Linked DNA regions of Homo sapiens: region 1 is linked to region 2. A link is a loop called in an ENCODE intact Hi-C map of the cell type or tissue named here. Cell type or tissue: mammary epithelial cell. All regions are shown on one strand. Each heading gives the region's core, and the rest is flanking DNA. Links, peaks and the distances in the headings are about the cores only.

Region 1 (8,347 bases), core at 280-8,279, 590 kb before region 2:
CAAAGAGCTCAATCAAAGCACTATAATTAAGTTCAGGCAAATTATGAGATTAAAATATATGGCCTTAAATAACAAGCAAAACATTTTCCTTCATTGTCATCTGGCCTACCTTTACAGTCTTTGCATTATTTCCTGTCCGATTCAGTAGATGGCACTGCAGATTGAACATAGAGAAAATCCCATAGAGTTGCTGTGGATTCATCCTTGGGTGAATACTGATTTGTTTTGTTTTGTTAACCCTCTCTAGTTTCGATGTTGTTCATCTGCCAAGAGGGGAACTTGTGTATTTTGTGGGAGTGGGATGGGGTAAAGTAGTGTAAGTAATGATTTTCTGCCCCTACTGGAAACTCTCCCTGTGCCTCCTAACCCCTTGAAAATTGGCATTTATAGAATTCCCTAGCTCAAGAAGGCCAAACACAGGACTATCATTTGACCACCGATGCAGACCCGGCCCATATCAGACAGTGCTAATCACCACCCCAGGCCCGTGACCAGACAGTGCTGATCAATCACAGCCACTTTTCCACTGGAGCCAAACAACATTTCTCAATTGTTTTCAATACACTTTTCCAAGCAACTACTATAAATCCCACAACAAAGGCACAACGATGCAATCTATTTCTAATACCTGCCGGAGAGTTCAGAGTTTTTTCAAGAGCAAATCCTTAATAATACTCAAAGTTGTTAAGAAATGTATCCAAGCTTATCAGATGATTTTTGACAGAACAAGGACAAGAATTCAGGACTCTTGACTCTCGCAGAAGAGTTTATATTCCACCCTGACTTAATGCCCTACTGCTAAGAGTCAGACTGCTGAAGTACAGCCCCTGAGGACCAAGTTCAGATAGCCGAGTACAAAAGGTTTGTCTGGACTCTGGTGGCCCCACTCATCATTTGGAGATGGGGAGGGGAAGAACAGGCAGAAATTAAACCCAAAAACAGTTGATGGCGTCCTGTACTATTTGTGCAGGCCAATTTTGCGCTGGCCCAAGATAATCCTGCTCCATGGACCCAGAAGGGCATAGCCCTCCAGTTGCTCCTCCTTCAGGGCTGTCCACCTTCAGTTGCAAAGAATTTTTATCCATTGTGTTTTTATAAGGCAATCAGGTATCAACTATGAGTCAAATGGCAGGTCCCTTCATTAATATTGCATTTCCAGGGACAGCTTTTTCAGCTTCTGATTTTGTGGTCTAAACATGTTTTGGGGAAAAAAACAGGGAGAAGCTCTTAAACTATATCCTGTGACTTTTTTTCCCCGAAAACTACTGATGATGTCAGAATGAGCATTTTCAGTGGGTTTGGGGGCATTTCTAGATGAGGTTCAGTCATAATTTTAAATATCATGCATCCAAAAGTGGTATTGCCTCCCTCAGTCTCATTCCTGATTTTCTTCTAGCAGTTGAAACTCTTAAAGGCACTGCTATTCTCCAGTCAACTCAGATTTGAAATCTGTCATTTTGAAATCCCCCCTTTCCTTTACCCTGTTTCCACCAATCATACTAATTCTTGTCTGTTCTGCATCTACCCCCTTTTTTTAATGTCAGTGAAATATTTCAAGCCAATACAAAAGGTCAAAATAATAATCTAATGGACACCCACGTACTCATCAAGTTCTGTCAAATGTTTGCATTTTGCCAAACTCCGTGGTATTTTTTTAATAAAAGTCATGTTGACAATTAAAGGCCTTGCAAATCCATCCCTGATTCCATTTATTTATTGCTTTAGCTAGCAAATATTTATCAGTCATTACTAAGTGCTAAGCCCTATTCTAGGATTGGATGCACATCAGTAAATGAAAGAAAGCCCCTACTTTCCTGGAGCTTACATGGCCCAGAAGTTACCTCCATCCCAAATTTGGTATAAGTGGTTTCACACACATTTTCTCATTTATTCCATTTTATGTTCCAAAACAGTATACACTATTATCATGCATGTTTTCAAACTTTATCTAAAGAGCACTTTATTAACATGTAGTACATATGCTTCTGCCACTTACCTTTTTGCTTCACATGTTGATAATTATTTTGAGAGCTGTAGCTCCAGTTCATATATGTTAACTACAGTGTTCCATTGTGTAGAACACCATTCCCTGTTGAGGAACATTTAGGTTATTTTGCAATTTTCATAAATAAAAAACATTCTGTAATGAATAAGTCCCTCTCCCCAGGATTATATTTATATGGCCTCTTTCCCACTCATTACACTTGCCAATGCCTTGTTCCTAAGAGGAGTTCAGCCAATATGTGCTCTCTTGAATATTCTTCTAGAGTTGATCAGAAGTTTATTAGTGGACCACTCTATCTTTCAGAGAGAGTGGAGATTCCTCTCCTATCTTCAGAGAAGAATTTACATAATACAAGGATAAGAAAAAACTATCCCCATTACTAAGAGATACGGTTTTATTGGAAGAAGTATAAATAAGGTTAATTGGAGGAAAATGCCCTTTGTCTTCTTTGGCACAAACTTCCTTGAGTTCAGCACTCCTTTATTCTTCTTATCAGTATAGTAGTAATATCTGCAATGGTCTTTCTCAACCCTGACTGCCCATTAGAAGCCCTGGGAAAACTTTAAAAAGCCTGACCCTCAGTCACTCATCATACCAATCAATTGAGAATGTCTGGAGTGGGCTCAAACATTAGTACATTTTTTAAAGTTCCTCAGATATCTGTAACATGCAGCCAAGGTTGAGAACCATGGAGCTAGGGCAGGAGTGATCCTCAAATTATGGGCCCCAGCATGCTGCTGTGTGCTGAGCTCTCTGCCAAATTTTGGTCAATGTGCACAATTTATTTGCACTCTTACTAAAGATGCATGTAGTTCTCAGATTCTTAAAATGATCACCATTTAGCATTCTGTCACCATTTGTGTAGAATGGCTTACTGCGCTGACCATGTACTTATGTAACCCCAAGGCTAAGTCCTTCCATGTTCCACTAAACTTGTGACATTTCTCTGGCATCAGTTGAATGTTGTCAATGCCTCTTACCTACAGAAGATTGAGTGCTCTTTACCCCTCTACAACATGTCACACAATTTTTTTCTTGGCTCACTGTTCTGACAGGTGCCATTATAATAGTGTGTTCCCTCTCTAGTAGTAAAAATGAATTGCACGTATTTACTGAGGTATACGGTGTTGTCCAGCCCCATGTTCTAGAACTAATATAAGGATCTTTTTCCATCTTGAAACTTGTTCTTTATATCAGTGGTTACCTTTTAATCTCTTAAAATGTATTACCAAAAATTCAACTATTACAAATAAATCATGAAGCTTGAAAGATTAAAAGCCACAATCTAGAGGGCTCATATTAGGTTGTGAACAGCAAAAGGGTTCAAGGAGGCTGCTTCTTCTGGTTTTAGTGTACATTCATGTTTCTCAAACTTAGGTCTTTCTAGGAGTTCAATGGTTATCTATAAGAAATTTATAATGTTGTATTTTGATTCCAAGCAAAGTCAAAATATTTATATAAGTGCAGGACTGTTCTCCAGGTGGCCTTGGACTGACCAAGTTCTCACCTTCTTATTTGTAGTTCTTAAGAGTAACTAGAATGTGCTGAAAGTGCAATATCCTGAGGAAGGGAGGAATTGCATGGAATAGCCCAGGCCTTATTCCTGTCCCTCCTAGGGAATGTAACATTTTGAGTTAGGCAAGAACTGCCTAGTACAGCTTAGGCTTTGTTCCTCTCTCCCCTGGAAGCAGGATGCTCTTTGAAGTTTTGCTTAGTGAGCCACATTGCCCCTGAGGTATATAATCCAGAAGAGGCTGCCTCTCTGGGTCCTTCAGCTGTAGCACAAGTGGGACACGTGGAGTTGAGGTACCATCTGCCCCAGGAAGGTTTCTTGAACTTTGGGGGACTGTCTCACAATGTATCCTAGACAGAGTCTTGCTCTGTTGCCCAGGCTGGAGTGCAGAGGCACGATCTCGGCTCACTGCAAGCTCCACCTCCCGGGTTCACGCCATTCTCCTGCCTCAGCCTCCCGAGTAGCTGGGACTACAGGCGCCCTCCACCACGCCCAGCTAATTTTTTGTATTTTTAGTAGACATGGGTTTTCACCATGTTAGCCAGGATGGTCTCGATCTCCTGACCTCGTGATCCACCTGCCTCAGCCTCCCAAAGTGCTGGGATTACAGGTGTGAGCCACCACACCCGGGCTCTAGGCTTCTTTTATCACTTTCTGCCTGTTTGTAGGTAGTAAATCTACTTCATTTAACTTGTTGCATATGAGTGTGTTCTGTCTCACCAGCTGCAAACAAGTTGGTAACAAGTGCACAGTGAACTTGCTCCATAATAAGCACACTAGGAACTATATTGAGTACTTCTTATGTGCTAGGGATGCTAAGGGTTTAACATGCATATCTCATTAATCCTCACAAGGTTAGATAAAGTATTACATTAGAGTTGAAGAAAAAGCATAGAACACTTATTAGCTGGGCCTAAGGATGCACAGCTGATAGGTGATAAGGATAGGACTCAAACCCAAAGTGTGTAACTCCTAGGCCCACCTTTGTAATCACTACACTATGCTATTCCTTAAACTATCACAGTTTACTGAAGAAAGAAGTGAGATGGGCTTAAATGTAATTGATGCCTTGTGCCACGTGATGATCAACTGATGCCTTGGCATCTGCTCAAATATGAACTTCATGATAGAACAAACAGAGAAGAGTGGTGACTAGAAGTGAGTCATCAAACTCACTATAGCATAGTGGCCTCAAAAGGACTCATACAAGAGAGGTCAGGAACATAGTCACATTACAAGTGATTTAATTTCTCTAATAGAGCTTCATGAACCACATTTAATAATTATTATTTGATTCTTACTGGTTCATAGTTGTTCATGTATTCAGTGTTCTTTACTTATTTTTATAGTTGTGGAAGATTGATAAATAAAATGATTTATTCTTAATTTTTTCTACATACTTAACTAATATTTTAATAAGAATTTATAAGAAAATATGGGATCCATGAGGATTGTTTTTCCTTTTAACTCCAGTTCATTTATCACTCAAGTTTAAGGAACATTGATGTAGACTTAAGGACAAAGATGCACCAAACGTCCCAAAGTTCACAGAGGGTCCAGTCCTTGTCCCCAGGGCTTAGGGTCCAAAGCCCCTGTGTTTCTTGCCCAGCCTTGTGCTCTCTGTTTGGATCTAGCAACACAAATTATCAAGGACAGCTGACTGAGCATTCAGGTTTTCCAGGAACCTATTTCACTCCAATTTTCTTACCTCTATAACTACCTAACTTGTCCATAGATCTAGCCCACTGATATAGTTTAGATTTTGTCCCCACCCAAATCTCATGTCAAACTGGAGGACGGGCCTGGTGGAAAGTGACTGGATCATGGGGATGAATTTTCTTCTTGCTGTTCTTGTGACAGTGAGTTCTCACAAGTTCGATGATTTAAATGTGTGTGGTAATTCCCCCTTCTCTCTTTCTCTCTCTCCTGCCACCCTGTGAAGACAGTGCTTGCTTCCGCTTCACCTTCCGCCATGATTGTTAAGTTTCCTGAGGCCTTCCAGTCATGCTTCCTGTACAGCCTGCAGAACTCTGAGTCAATTAAACCTCTTTTCTTCATAAATTACCCAGTCTCAGGTAGTTCTCTTTAGCAGTGTGAGAACAGACTAATATACCCACCATCACAGGTGACCTTACTTTAAATGAACATCCTACAAGTAGAAGAAATAATTTCAGAGCTCAGAGACAAGGCTTTTGAATTAACCCAATCAAACAAAAATAAAGAAAAAAGAATGAAAAAAAAATGAACAGTCTCCAAGATATATGGGATTATGTGAAATGGCAAAACCTAAGAATAGTTGGTCTTCCTGAAGGAGAAGAGAAGATAGTAAGTGTGGAAAACTTATGTGAGAGAATAATTGAGGAAAACTTCCCTGGCCTGGCTAGAGAGCTAGATATCCAAATCCAAGAATCGCAGAGAATTCCTGGGAAATTCCGTGCAAAAAGATCTTCAGGCTATCTAAAGGCAAATAGTCATCAGTCTATCTAAAGTCAATATGAAAGAAAGAATTATAAGAGCAGCAGGTAACCTATAGAAGAAAACCTATCAGACTAACAGCAAACTTCTCGGCAGCAACCTTACAAGCCAGAAAGGATTGGGGTCCCAGCTTCAACCTCCTTAAACAGAAAAAACTGTCAGCCAAGAATTTTGTATCCCACAAAACTAAGTTTCATAAATGAAGGAGAAATGGTCATTTTCCAAAAAACAAATGCTGAGAAAATTTGTCACTACCAAACCAGCACTACAAGAAATGCTAAGACATGAGTTAAGCTATCTAGGTAACAACATGATGAAGAGAACAGTAGTTCACATCTCAATATTAACATTGAATGTCAATGGCCTAAACACTCCACTTAGAAGATACAGAATAGCAGAATGGATTAAAAAAAAATTACAATCCAAATATCTGCTATCTTCAAGAGACTCACTTAACACAGAAGGATTCATATAAACTCAAGGAAAAAGGGTGGAAAAAGGTATTCTATGCAAATGAAAACCAAAAGTGAGCACAAGTAGCTATTCTTTTTTTTTTTTTTTTTTTTTTTGTAGACACATTCTTGCTCTGTTGCCAGGCTGGAGTGCAGTGGCATGATCTTGGCTCACTGCAACCTCTGCCTCACGGGTTCAAGCAATTCTCCTGCCTCAGCCTCCCAAGTAGCTGGGACTACAGGCGTGTCATGTTGGCCAGGATGGAGCTCCTGACCTCGTGATCTACCCGCCTCAGCCTCCCAAAGTGCTGGGATTACAGGTGTGATACACTGCCCCCATCCAGAGTAGCTATTCTTATATCAAACACAACAGACTTCAAAGCAACAACAGTAAAATATATATATATAAAGATGGTCACTATACAATGATCAAATGAATTGATAATCAATTCAACAAGAAGATATTATAATCCTAAATTTATATGCACCAAACACTGGATCTCCCAGATTCACAAAACAAATACTACTACACATAAGAAATGAGATAGATAGCAAAATAATAGTAGTGATAGACATAGCACTAGACAGATCTTTGAGACATAAGGTCAACAGAGAAACAACACACTTAAATGGCATGCTAGAACAAATGGACTTAACAGACATTTACAAAACATTCTACCTAAGATCTGCAAAATATAAATTTTTCTCATTAGCACATGAAACATTCTTCAAGATAGACCATATGATAGCTCACAAAACAAGTCTCAATCAGTTTTTTTTAAAATTGAAATCATATCAAGTATCTTTTCAGACCACAGTGGAATAAAATTAGAAATCAATTCCAAAAGAAACCTTCAAGACTACAAATACATGGAAATTAAATAATCTGCTACTGAATGATATCTGGGTTAACAGTGAAATAAAGATAGGAATTAAACATTCTTTGAATTGAAGGATAATAATGACACAAGCTATCAAACCCTCTGGGATATAACAAAAGTGTGCTAACAGGAAAGCTGATAGCACTAAATGCCTTCATCAAAAAGTTTGAAAGAGCACAAATTGACAACCGAATGTCACACCTCAAGGAGCTGGAAAAACAAGAACAAACTAAACTTAAAGCCAGAAGAAGAAAAGAAATAACAAAGATCAGAACAGAACTAAATGAAATTCAAACAAACAAAAAGATCAGTACAACAAAAAGTTGATTCTTTGAAAAAACAAACAAAATTAATAACCATTGGCTAGATTAACCCAGAGAAGAAGAGAGAAGATCCAGATAAACTCAATTAGAAATGAAACTGGAGACATTACAACCGACACCATAGAAGTACAAAAGATCATTGAAGACTATTATTGTAACTGCCCAGTGGGTTCACCTTGCCCGCTGCCTAGACAGAGCAGATTTATCAAGATATGGGAGTTGCAGTGGAGAAAAAGTAATTCATGCAGAACCAGTTGTGCAGGAGACCAGAGTTTTATTATGACTCAAATCAGTCTCCCTGAGCATTCAGGAATCAGAGTTTTTAAAGATTATTTGGTGGGTAGGGGCTTGAGAATTGGGGAGTGCTGACTGGTCTGATTGGAGATGAAATCATAAGGGGTCAAAGTGAATTTTTCTTGCTGTCTTCTGTTCCTGTGTGCGATGGCAGAACTGGTTGAGTATTCTTGCCAAAAGAAAAAAAATTGACCTGAATTTAATCAAACTGTTAGATCTAGCTAATATGTAAAGGAAACAGCAAGGATAGAAGAAGTTAAAATACACCATGAATAAACAATTGGTCAGAAGAAGCAATGGGAAAATCTACTGGATAAATAACAGGATTTCCTTAACAAAAAAAGGCATGAAGGAAGAGATCATGAGAAATGTTATATATTAAGAGTGACATAAGAGACAAACCA
Region 2 (8,347 bases), core at 227-8,226:
GACTGTATTGTGCTGACTTGTTGCCTGTCTCTTCTCAGTTTCTCTTAATGTCAATAATCCACGAATGCAAGAAATCTCACAGGGACTGGAACTTCATTTATAACCGAGGAACATAAATAGGAAGTTGTATAAAGAAAAGAAAGAACTCTACACACTGCTTTAAATGTGTCCCAGAGATTCTGGTATGTTGTGTCTTTGTTCTCATTGGTTTCAAAGAATGTCTTTATTTCTGCCTTCATTTTGTTATGTACCCAGTAGTCATTCAGGAGCGGGTTGTTCAGTTTCCATGTAGTTGAGCGGTTTTGAAATTTATAGCACTAAATGCCCACAAGAGAAAGCAGGAAAGATCTAAAATTGACACACTGACATCACAATTAAAAGAACTAGAGAAGCAAGAGCAAACACATTCAAAAGCTAGCAGAAGGCAAGAAATAAATAAGATCAGAGCAGAGCTGAAGGAAATAGAGACACAAAAAACCCTTCAAAAAATCAATGAATCCAGGAGCTGGTTTTCTGAAAAGATCAACAAAATTGATAGATCGCTAGCAAGACTAATAAAGAAGAAAAGAGAGAAGAATCAACTAGATGCAATAAAAAAATGATAAAGGGGATATCACCACCAATCCCAAAGAAGTACAAACTACCATCAGAGAATACTATAAACACCTCTACGCAAATAAACTAGAAAATCTAGAAGAAATGGATAAATTCCTGGACACATACACTCTCCCAAGACTAAACCTGGAAGAAGTTGAATCCCTGAATAGACCAATAACAGGCTCTGAAATTGAGGCAAAAATTAATAGCTTACCAACCAAAAAAAGTCCAGGACAAGATGGATTCACAGCAGAGTTCTACCAGAGGTACAAGGAGGAGCTGGTACTATTCCTTCTGAAACTATTCCAATAAATAGAAAAAGAGGGAATCCTCCCTAACTCATTTGATGAGGCCAGCATCATCCTGATACCAAAGCCTGGCAGAGACACAACAAAAAAGGAGAATTTTTGACCAATATCCTTGATGAACATCGATGCAAAAATCCTCAATAAAATACTAGCAAACCGAATCCAGCAGCACATCAAAAAGCTTATCCACCATGATCAAGTGGGCTTCATCCCTGGGATGCAAGGCTGGTTCAACATATGCAAATCAATAAACGTAATCCAGCATATAAACAGAACCAAAGACAAAAACCACATGATTATCTCAATAGATGCAGAAAAGGCCTTTGACAAAATTCAACAGCCCTTCATGCTAAAAACTCTCAATAAATTATGTATTGATGGGACATATCTCAAAATCATAAGAGCTATTTATGATAAACCCACAGCCTATACTGAATGGGCAAAGACTGGAAACATTCCCTTTGAAAACTGGCACAAAACAGGGATGCCCTCTCTCACCACACCTGTTCAACATAGAGTTGGAAGTTCTGGCCAGGGCAATCAGGCAGGAGAAGGAAATAAAGGGTATTCAATTAGGAAAAGAGGAAGTCAAATTGTCCCTGTTTGCAGTTGACATGATTGTATATCTAGAAGCCCCATCATCTCGACTCAAAATCTCCTTAAGCTGATAGGCAACTTCAGCAAAGTCTCAGGATACAAAATCAATGTGCAAAAATCACAAGCATTCTTATACACCAATAACAGACAGAGAGCCAAATCAGGAGTGAACTCCCATTCACAATTGCTTCAAAGAGAATAAATTACCTAGGAATCAAACTTACAAGGGACGCGAAGGACCTCTTCAAGGGGAACTACAAACCACTGCTCAATGAAATAAAAGAGGATACAAACAAATGGAAGAACATTCCATGCTCATGGGTAGGAAGAATCAATATCATGAAAATGGCCATACTGCCCAAGGTAATTTATAGATTCAATGTCATCCCCATCAAGCTACCAATGACTTTCTTCACAGAATTGGAAAAAACTACTTTAAAGTTCATATGGAACCAAAAAAGAGCCCACATTGTGAGGACAATCCTAAGCCAAAAGAACAAACCTGGAGGCATCACACTACCTGACTTCAAACTATACTACAAAGCTACAGTAACCAAAACAGCATGGTACTGGTACCAAAACAGAGATATAGACCAATGGAACAGAACAGAGCCCTCAGAAATAATACCACACATCTACAACCATCTGATCTTTGACAAACCTGACAAAAACAAGCAATGGGGAAAGGATTCCCTATTTAATAAATGGTGCTGGGAAAACAGGCTAGCTATATGGAGAAAGTTGAAACTGGATCCCTTCCTTACACCTTATACAAAAATTAATTGAAGATGGATTAAAGACTTAAATGTAAGACCTAAAATCATTAAAACCCTAGAAGAAAACCTAGGAAATACCATTCAGGATATAGGCGTGGGCAAGGATTTCATGTCTAAAACACCAAAAGCAATGGCAACAAAAGCCAAAATTGACAGATGGGATCCAATTAAACTAAAGAGCTTCTGCACAGCAAAAGAAACTACCATCAGAGTGAACAGGCGACCTACAGAATGGGAGAAAATTTTTGCAATCTACTCATGTGACAAAGGCTAATATCCAGAATCTACAATGAACTCAAACAAATTTACAAGAAAAAAACAACCCCATCAAAAGTGGGTGAAGGATATGAACAGACACTTCTCAAAAGAAGACATTTATGCAGCCAAAAGACACATGAAAAAATGCTTGTCATCACTGACCATCAGAGAAATGCAAATCAAAACCACAATGAGATACCATCTCACACCAGTTAGAATGGAGATCATTAAAAAGTCAGGAAACAACAGGTGCTGGAGAGGATGTGGAGAAATAGGAACACTCTTACAGTGTTGGTGGGACTGTAAACTAATTCAACCATTGTGGAAGACAGTGTGGAGACTCCTCAAGGATCTAGAAGTAGAAATACCATTTGACCCAGCCATGCCATTACTGGGTATATACCCAAAGGATTATAAATCATGCTGCTGTAAAGGCACATGCACACATGTGTTTATTGCAGCACTATTCACAATAGCAGAGACTTGGAACCAACCCAAATGTCCATCGATGATAGACTGGATTAAGAAAATGTGGCACATATACACCATGGAATACTATGCAGCCATAAAAAATGATGAGTTCATGTCCTTTGTAGGTACATGGATGAAACTGGAAACCATCATTCTCAGCAAACTATTGCAAGAACAAAAAACCAGACACCACATATTCTCACTCATAGGTGGGAATTGAACAATGAGAACACTTGGACACAGGAAGGGGAACATCACACACCTTGGCCTTTTGTGGGGTGGGGAGAGGGGGGAGGGAAAGCATTAGGAGATATCCCAATGTAAATGAGGAGTTAATGGGTACAGCACACAAACATGGCACATGTGTACATATGTAATAAACCTGCACATTGTGCACATGTATCTTAGAACTTAAAGTACAATAACAAAAAAGAAAAAGAAAAGAAAGAACTTGTGCTTTGAAGTCTGGTCAATTTAAGATTACTTAATTTCCTTTGTTTATGAAATAATAATAGTAATAATGACCTTCTATAATTGCTATGAGGTTAAGTTAATGTTTATGAGAGGGTATTTTGGAAACTAAGTGGTTCAAATCCTAGTTTCACCATTTAACCAATATTAGACCGTGAGTAAATTACTCAGTTTTGTAAAGCCTTTGTTTCTTCCTCTCAGTTGCTTAGTATACAAAAAGAGAACAATAATAGTACTTACCTTTTTAGGTTGTGAGATTAAAATAAGGTACAGTTCTTGGCACAGTGCCTGGTGTATGTATGCACTTAATTTACTTAGCTGTTAATTTAGTTAGATGTTACTGAGTATTATATGAGATATCGCATGTAAGTATCTGGAAAATTGTAGGAACTAAAAAGTTCTACCATTGAGACTGGAATCATGGTCAGCCACAATGACTATGCTTTCCCTGATCTTTTTCAAAGTTGTGCTTTGGCATCCCTGATATTAGTATAGGAAGAGTTAGAATGAGGAGAGAAATTAGTAGAATGGTCTAGACTAAGAGGTAATGAAGTCAGAACAAGAACAAGAACAATGGCTTTAGGAACAGGTCAGAAAGGTGTGGGTGTATAAAACTCCAGAGTTACAATGGACACAATATACTCATTGACTGGATAAGGTAGGGAGAAGACAGTTACAACCACCCAAACTCTAAAACATTTGGGTTATAGTAATGCTATAAACAAGAGCCAAGGTAAAAGGAAACAGATTTCAGAGAGATGATGGTAAATCTAGTTTTGGATGTCTGAGACTTTGACAAGATATAGCAAAGTCCAGCACATAGTGGGAAATGTGGAGTAGAGACACTGGAGAGAAAGTAGGGCAACAGATCAGATATATGGGAAGCATCAAACTTCAAACTGATGGTTGAAATCAAGGAAGTTGATGACTTTGCAAAAGGGAGGGCATATAAGAAAGAGAAAAGAGATTTGGATGACAGGCCTTTTGGAACCACTTACTTTAAGGAAGATGAACAGAAGCAGGGCCAGAAAGTAATATTATTAAGAAGAAACAATTAGAAGAGAAGGGGCAGTGTATTAGTCTGTTTTCACGATGCTGATAAAGACATACCCAAGACTGGGCAATTTACAAAAGAAAGAGGTTTAATGGACTTACAGTTCCACGTGGCTGGGGAAGCCTCATAATCATGGCAGAAGGCAGGGAGGAGCAAATCACATCTTATGTGGATGGCAGCAGGCAAAGAGAGAGAGGGTGTGCAGGGAAACTCCCATTTTTAAAACCCTCAGATCTTGTGAGACTTATTCACTAACATGAGAACAGCGTGGGAAAGACTGGACCCAATGATTCAATTATCTTTCACTGGGTCCCTCCCACAACACGTGGGATTTATGGGGGTTACAAGGTGAGATTTGGCTGGGGACACAAAGCCAAACTATATCAGGAAGAAAGAACTCCAAGCAGGTCAATTATATCAAACATTGTAGAGAAGCTTCAAGGGATAAGGACTGAATTAAGCCTTTGAAACTTAACAGCAATTTCATAAGAGTGGAAGGGGATTATAAGGAGTTGCGGAGTTTTATTAGGTTGACTGGCTGTGAAAGAGACCATTAGACTCCACACCACAATCTGCTCTCCCATTCTTCCACAGTGATAGTTTTAACTGGTCATGGGTTAGGACTGTATTTCCCAGCCTTGGTATAGCCCAGGGCTACCTCTAGAAGCCGGTTGTAGCCGTATAGCTAAGTTCTGTTCGATGAGATGAGAGAAGTGATGTGTTCTACTTTCCTCTTGTACTCTCAAAAGTAATGGGCATACACTGCTGATATGATTTGGATCTGTGTCCCCACCAAATCTCATGATGAATTGTAATCCCCAATGTTGGAGGTGGGGCCTGGTGGGAGGTGATTGGATCATGGGGGCAGTTTCTCATGAATGGTTTAGCACCATTCTCTAGGCACTGTTCTCATGATAGTGAGTGAATTCTGGAGAGATATGGTTGTTTAAAAGTGTCTAGCACCTCCCCACTCACGCTCTCTCTTGCTCCTGCTCCCATCATGTGAGATATCTTGCTCCCCTTTGCCTTCAGCCATGGTTGTAAGTTATTGGAGGCCTCCCCAGAAGTCAAGCAAGCAGATGTAGCACGATGCTTTCTGTACAGCCTGCAGAACTGAGAGCCAATTAGACTTCTTTTCTTTTTAAGTTACCCAGTCTCAGGTATTTATTTATTTATTTATGAGATGGAATTTTGCTCTTGTTGCCCAGGCTGGAATGTAATGGCATGATCTTGGCTCACTGCAACCTCTGCCTCCCAGGTTCAAGCAATTCTTCTATCTCAGCCTCCCAAGTAGCTGGAGCTACAGGCACATGCCACCATGCCTGGCTAATTTTTGTATTTTTTTTTAGTAGAGACGGGGTTTTACCATATTGGTCAGGCTGGCCTCAACCTCCTGACATCAGATGATCCACCCTCCTGGGCCTCCCAAAGTGTTGGGATTACAGGTGTGAGCCACCACACCCTGCCCAGGTATTTCTTTATAGCAATGCAAGAATGGACAAATACAACTCCCTTGCCCTAATTTCCTTCTTAATAGGTGTGTGGCAAACATGATGGCAAAAGCCCAGAGATGGAAACTTCATGTTGAAGATGGCAATAATATAAAGGATCCCAGGGTCCTTAATAGTTCAGTGCTGTTAAATCATCCCTAAAGTGCTTATTCTCAGATGATTAACTGAAAGGAAAATAAACTTCTATCTCATTTTTCACTGTATCATCTCATTGTTAAAGCATCTGGAACATGGATTCTAAATAACATACCTGTTACAGCCCTATGAAGGCTACCATTTATATACTTTTTCTACTGTGGTTAGGACAAATGTCAACATATTTGTATACAATCAGAAAGCAGGTCTTTACTAGTTGACCTGTGGAAAATGGTATGGTGGCCTCTTTGTTTTTTTGACTCTCTGAGTTGTTATGGGTTGAAATGTGTATCCCCAAAATGATATGTTGAAGACCTAACCCTCAGTATCTCAGAATGCAACCTTATTTGGAAATAAAATCATTGCAGATGTGATTAATTAAGATGACATCATACTGGAGTAAAGTGGGTCCGTAATCCAGTATGACTGTTGTTTTTATAAAAAAGAATGTCACATGGAGAGACACATACAGGAAGAATGAAATGTGAACAGGAAGGCAGAGATCAAAGTGATGCCTCTACAAGCAAATGATTGCCAAAGATTGCCAGCAATCACCAGAAACTAGGAGGCTGACATGGAACAGATTCTTTTTTATAGCCCTCAGAAGGAACCAGCACTGTTGACACTTTGGTCTCGAACTTCTAGCCTCCAGAATCATGAGACAATTCTGTTGTTTAGGCCACCCCATCTGTGTTACTTTGCTATGGCAGGCTTTGGAAATAAATACACTGGTCAATAGATAAATGTCTTCCCCTTTAGTCACCTACTAAAAGAGATTCTTGGGTGCCTTCCAGTTTAGAGGGCCAGTAATTATGTCTCTTCTTTACTTTCCTGGATAACATAGTCATTTTATGGCAAGTGATCTTGTCTATCATTGGTTGCCTGTGAATGTCATCTATCATTATCAAAGACTGTAGTAAATTCCAAAACTAATTTACATACGATTAAATGCCAAATGAGTCATCTGGGATGCAGCTCTAACTAAAATTTTACAGAGAATAAATATTCTGCAATTTTGGAAATTCATCTTTTATGGGTTGTGGGTAAGTGTGAATATCTATTATACATATTTACAAGTTGACAGAATCAGGATAAGTATCATTATGCATGTTTCTTCTCAGTTGCAGTTGAACTGAGTTGGTCTTTTTCCTCTCTAATTTATTATGCAAGTACTATAAGCTCTGCAGCAAATAGGGGAAATGTCAGTGTATAGTCCTTCTTTCTGTTTACATGGAGGCAAAACCAGAAAGGAATTGTGCTGTACTTTTAAAAATATGGTAGGCCTAGGCCAGGCGCGGTGGTTCACGCCTGTAATCCCAGCACTTTGGGAGGCCGAGGCGGGTGGATCATGAGGTCAGGAGATCGAGACCATCCTGGCTAACACGGTGAAACCCCGTCTCTACTAAAACTACAAAAAAATTAGCCGGGCGCGGTGGCGGGCGCCTGTAGTCCCAGCTACTCAGGAGGCTGAGGCAGGAGAATGGCGTGAACCCAGGAGGCGGAGCTTGCAGTGAGCGGAGATAGTGCCACTGCAGTCAGGCCTGGGCGAAAGAGAGAGACTCCGTCTCAAAAAATAAAAAAAAAAATGGTAGGCCTAGTTTTAAATTAAGGCAGAAGACAGTTGTATTCAGATTGTAGAAAGGCATTGCAGAAAGTAATAACAGTGTTTTCTGTAAGTGATTCACTTTACATTTAAATATGTGAATATGTTCTATTTCAGGAAATGCGTTTATGAATAGAGAATGCTTTACAGACCGTATTGAAGAGAGATCTTCCAATCTTTGGGGGGCTTTTTATTTTCTTTAAACAGTGTCCACCTTTTAGCAGAAAATGTAGTGGGGTCCTGTGGAAATACCATGTTTCCTCCTTGCTGGGGAATATGAAGCCTGCCAAGGGGAACCTGAGGATCCCCTTCCATACATATTACTCTTCCTGTGCCTCTACCATGGGAGGCGCATCGTGAGAATTCCACTGTGATTCCAACCTTAGACTGTCATTGAGTATTCTGAGACCTTAAAAAATCCTTTTATCATGGAAATTTTGAAACATACAAGCAGCTAGAGGGAATAGTCTGATGATACTCCACCTACCCCATTGTCCGACTTCAGAAGGTACCAACATTTTGCTAATGTTGTTTCATCTGTCTCCTCACCATTCTCTGGAATGGAG

What was found. A loop is a pair of places that touch in the nucleus more often than their neighbours do. Peaks named below come from ENCODE experiments on the same cell type or tissue, not always from the same donor. Only the 100,000 strongest peaks of a DNase experiment are listed, where the experiment ranks them.
Region 1: it touches region 2 in a loop (26-fold over the local background); 4 of 110 quality-filtered maps call a loop at or near these places.

The regions. Positions count from the first base shown.
Region 1 is chr10:50,165,052-50,173,398 of GRCh38, forward strand. No RefSeq gene overlaps it. Among named protein-coding and RNA genes, the nearest start is that of ASAH2, 82 kb to the right of the region's middle. In mammary epithelial cell, for the core only: no CTCF peak of the experiment used is centred there; a DNase peak (open chromatin) is centred at 4,700.
Region 2 is chr10:50,760,018-50,768,364 of GRCh38, forward strand. No RefSeq gene overlaps it. Among named protein-coding and RNA genes, the nearest start is that of ASAH2B, 24 kb to the left of the region's middle. In mammary epithelial cell, for the core only: no CTCF peak of the experiment used is centred there; no DNase peak of the experiment used is centred there.